Linked DNA regions of Homo sapiens: region 2 is linked to region 1. The links are chromatin loops, found by intact Hi-C in ENCODE. Cell type or tissue: heart left ventricle. All regions are shown on one strand.

Evidence for each region. A loop is a pair of places that touch in the nucleus more often than their neighbours do. Peaks named below come from ENCODE experiments on the same cell type or tissue, not always from the same donor. Only the 100,000 strongest peaks of a DNase experiment are listed, where the experiment ranks them.
Region 2: a loop joins it to region 1, with 4 times the contacts of the local background. A loop is called at or near these places in 1 of 110 quality-filtered maps.

Annotation. Positions count from the first base shown.
Region 1 is chr3:171,851,395-171,853,894 of GRCh38, reverse strand. TMEM212 (transmembrane protein 212) reads right to left here. Exons shown (of 5, transcript NM_001164436.2): 2 at 1,854-1,913; 3 at 45-368. Among named protein-coding and RNA genes, the nearest start is that of TMEM212, 9.3 kb to the right of the region's middle. In heart left ventricle, no CTCF peak of the experiment used is centred here; no DNase peak of the experiment used is centred here.
Region 2 is chr3:172,011,146-172,013,645 of GRCh38, reverse strand. No RefSeq gene overlaps it. Among named protein-coding and RNA genes, the nearest start is that of FNDC3B, 27 kb to the left of the region's middle. In heart left ventricle, no CTCF peak of the experiment used is centred here; no DNase peak of the experiment used is centred here; H3K27ac peaks cover 188 bases.

The sequences.
Region 1 (2,500 bases):
TACAAGATGGAACAAGAACCTGCCTCCCCTTTGTTGAAACTTACGTTTATGTGTCCATTCTGGATAAGTCTTGCAGAAAGTTTGATGAACACTGTCAAGGATGTACAGAGTAGGGTAAAGCTTAGGCACAGGTCTAGGGCTTGAAGTGTCAGGTGGTACTCTTCGTAGTGTGGTGGGTCCACACAGGCTAATGGGAATTTTGCATATGGATAAGGAAAGGTAACTGCATAGCCAAGGTAATTAGTCCCTGCAATCCCTGAAAATGAATAGAAGCAATATGGGCCCAGGAGAGCAGATTCCAAGGCTATTGCAAAATGAAGTGGACATCCCATAATGCTCAGAATCACAAAGGTGAAAGTAGCTTCCCCCTGAAAATAAAGCAAAAATAAATTGTTACTTTGGGAACAAAATATTTCAAAGGCTTCTTAGCAATATGAAGAAAATAAAAGAGATGCTGGCTATGAATCTCTCCTATTGGAAAATGAGGGAGAAATCAATCACGACTCTCTCTTTATATTTTCATTTTCCCTTAAAAATGTCCCTTGTATATTCATTTTCTTTTTTTTTTTTTCACTTTTTAAGTACCGGGATACATGTGCAAGATGTGCAGGTTTGTCACATAGGTTAACATGTGCCACAGCGATTTGCTGCACAGATCAACCTATCACGTAGGTATTAAGCCCAGCACCCATTAGCTATTCTTCCTGATGCTCTCCCTCCTGCCGCCTTTCATTTTCAATCTACACCAGAGGAGAATAATATATCAGCCAACTGGGGCAAAATTTAAATTAGTTCAATTCAACAAACGTTTATTTATGTGTTTCCCATCACATGGAAGCAACTAGTCTGGGTTGGGAAAAACAAAGATGAGTGAACAAAATCCCTGCTCAAGGTTCTTGCTACTCAGCTACTCAGGATGTGGTCCATCATTCAGTAGCACTGATATCCCCTGGGAGCTTGGCAGACATGCAGAATCTCAGGCCTCACCCAGATCTACTGAATCAGAATCTGCATTTTAACCAGATCTCTAGTTGATTTACATGTACATTAAAGTTTGAGAAGCCCTGTGTTAGCCATGGCAATAAAATTTATAATCAGATAATGTAGTCTTTTTGTATCATGGGATTATCTGGTTTTATGCAGTTGAAATGCAAGATAGCATAGACTTTTCATCCTTTTTTAGAAGGAGAGGTACCAAGAAGATTGGAAGGAGATCCCAGATTAAGGAGCTGAGAATTAAAAATATGTTACTAAAAGCAGAGAAGCCTATAGATCCATTTCTTCAAAATGAAATTTAGGAGCACTAACACAGGCTCTGTCCTCCCCAAATACAATAATGATCACAGGAACTTGTAGAAAATATTTGGAGCAGGGATCAGATAAAAATTATTCAGGGCTGGGCGCAGTAGCTAATGCCTGTAATCCCAGCATTTTGGGAGACTGATGTGGGTGGATCACCTGAGGTCAGGAGTTTGAGACCAGCCTGGCCAACATGGCGAAACCCTGTCTTTACTAGAAATACAAAAATTAGCTGGGCATGGTGGCGTGCACCTGTAGTCCCAGCTACTTGGGAGGCTGAGGCAGGAGAATCACTTGAACCTGGGAGGTGGAGGTTGTAGTGAGCCGAGATCATGCCACTGCACTCCAGCCTGGGGGACAGAGTAAAACTCCGTCTCAAAAAAAAAAAAATCTTTTAAAACAGAGTTTATTTCTGAAATCCATTGTAGTAAGGCATCAATTAGACCAAATTCAATTCTAATTGGAAATCATATTTTTTATGTTCCATCCTGAACTTAGTAGTGATTTGACCTTCAAAGCCTCTCTACCATCCTACTTGGCATCGGTATATTTACCAGGTACCTCTGGGTCCACTCTCTGTAAGCCAACAGTAGAAGCACACCAGTTGTGATGGCCTGTGACAAGAAAATGGAAAAATAAACATCCACCACAGAAGGTACCTCTGGAAAGAGTTCAATCTGTCTCACAGTTTGACAACTTTATCATGAACTTGAAGGAACAGAAAATGACTCAGTGGATTTATGGCTCTGATTTCCTCCTCATCCGTGGAAAAAAACTGTGATGACGAGGAAAGTAAGCCATTAGTGTCATAAAGACATGATTCATACAAGTTCATTTTTTGATTCTCTATGTTGCCTTTGCCATCAGAATCATCGCCTCCACTACTGTAAGGTGTCACCACGATAATAGCTTGGCTTTATAACCCTTGCCATACATTTTATTTTGATTAAATGTCTATCGTTCACCTTTCTCACAAACTGATGAAACTGTAAATGGAAGGAACCAGAATGGAAACTTGTCACAAAACCCTGAGGCGACTTTCTCTTTTGCTATTTGCTTTCTTTTGAGATTCCATAGCCTCAGCCTGCTGGTGGGATGCAAATACACGATCCCCTTTTCTCAAATAACAAAGATTATCATTAGAATGAATGCATGATGTGGCATTTATTGTTCTGGGTACAGTGGTGTCCAGCCTTTCAAA
Region 2 (2,500 bases), 160 kb before region 1:
GGGCAACAGAGCGAGACTCCGTCTCAAAAAAAAAAAAAAAAATTAGGAGGGAGTGGTGGCAGCCACCTGTAATCCCAGCTGCTCGGGAGGCTGAGGCAGGAGAATCACTTGAACCTGGGAGGTGGAGGCTGCAGTAAGCTGAGATCACGCCATTGCACTCCAGCCTGGGTGAGAGTGAGACTCCATTTCAAAAACAAACAAACAAACAAACAAGAAAAAACAAAAAAGACTTAATTGTAGCTTTTCTCAATTCTTTATTAATATTGTTGTTAAACTGTTGAACTTCTTTTTCTATATAAATATACATCCCTTAAAATGTAAGTAACCTAGAGAAGTGTAACACATTGGGAAGCAAAATTATAGTGAGAATATCCATATGCCTTAAAGTAAATTAATAGCTGCACTAGAAATATTCTGAATAGAATAAGAGAACTAGAGTTGGAGTTTTGCTTGATGAAAGAGCATAGAAGGGGGTATGAAAAACAAGTCTTACCTAATTCCTGGTTTTGCCCAAGGCCTCCCTTGTTTTTAGCTTGTTAGAGTTTCTTTTTCTCAGTGAATGAGTTGTGTTCACTTGATATAAGCCACATAAGACACTGTAATGTCAACATACCTGAGGAACAAGAGACCTATCTTCTCTGTCTCTCTCTTTCTTGCAACAAATATTTATTGAATGCCTGCTTTGTGCCAGACACTCTGCTAGGTGCTGGGCAAACAATGATAAAACAAATATCCTTACCCTTGTGGAGCTTACATATAACAGAAAAGAAATTTGTGCTGGAAGCTTAAAAAATACACAGTGACTTTGAAAGATTTAGTCCCAGAAAAAACAAACTTCTCCCCGTATTCTACTCTCACAACACAAAATACTTCTGTGTCCTCTGGTCACCAAAATGTGTGAGGATTTCTTCCTACCAGCAACCAATCAACTCTACAGCAGACATTCATGTGGTGCCCTTTAATTCAATTCAATTCCGACACTATCTGCCTGGATATAGCATCAGACCCCACAGGTCAAAGGCTCAGTCCCACAGGCCTGCCCTCACTTCACATCAATCACAAGCCCGAGGTGGTTTTACCTGTTTCAGATCAACCAGCCATAAATATATACTTCACTAATAATATTGTGTTGATCACATATATTGAAATGATAATTTTTTAATATGTTGGGTTAAAAGAATTATTACAATACATAAATACACATCTTTAATGTCATGCATTCAAACAACAGAAGCATGTGAAATGTATGTAAAGTTTTCTTTATCCTACCTAAACTTTCACACCTTTTCCTCAAAAGTAACCATATTAATTTTTTGTGTGCAAGCTTCCAGAAATTTTCTTTGTCTGTACAAAAACAGATTTAATCCATTTATTACATGAATGGAATCATATTATGTTTATTCTTAGACTTCAAATGACTTTAATCTCTCAATCCATCCCAAAGCAGTATTATTCCCACACCTAAGCCAATCAACTCTGTTTCTTTCCTGATGTCACACTCAAAGCCAAATCTATTTTCTTTTCTTTTCTTTTTTCTTCTTCTTCTTTTTTTTTTTTTTTTTTTTTTGAGACGGAGTCTTGCTCTGTCGCCCACGCTGGAGTGTAGTGGCACGATCTCGGCTCACTGGAACCACCACCTCCCCGGTTCACACCATTCTCCTGCCTCAGCCTCCCGAGTAGCTGGGACTACAGGCGCCCGCCACCACACCTGGCTAATTTTTTTATATTTTTAGTAGAGACGGGGTTTCACCGTGTTAACCAGGATGGTCTCGATTTCTGGACCTCATGATCTGCCCTCCTTGGCCTCCCAAAGTGCTGGGATTACAGGCGTGAGCCACTGCGCCCGGCCTTTTTAATTTTTTTTTTTTTTTTTTATACAGAGTCTCACTCTGTCACCGGGCTGGAGTGCAGTGACGCCGATCTTGGCTCACGACAACCTCCGCCTCCTGGGTTCAAGCGATTCTCCTGCCTCAGCCTCCAGAGTAGCTGGGATTACAGGCGCCCACCACTACGCCCAGCTATTTTTTTTGTATTTTTAGTAGAGACGGGGTTTCACCATGTTGGCCAGGTTGGTCTTGAACTGCTGACCTCGTGATTCTCCTGCCTTGGCCTCCCAAAGTGTTGGGATTACAGACATGAGCCACTGTGCCCGGCCAAATCTATTTTCTTAAAGCATTTGCATCAATTTGATCTCTTCTGTGTCGTGTCTGCCTGTATTTAACTTGACCTGGTCTATGATGCTTTATAGGCTGGTAAAAAATGCAATAGAGAACAATTTTGCCTAAAATATCTGAAAAATTGATTCAATTCTTAATTGTTTACCAGACGAGTCTCAGCTTTTGTCTCCTATATAATCATACTTCAGTTTAACTCCTTTCTCCCTCCACTGCAAATTAACATCTGAATTTTTGTAATATAATTTTTGCTTTTTTAATATTAGAAGTTTATTCCAAACTATACTTTCTTAAATTCCATAAACCTTTTACTGGGAATATTCTTT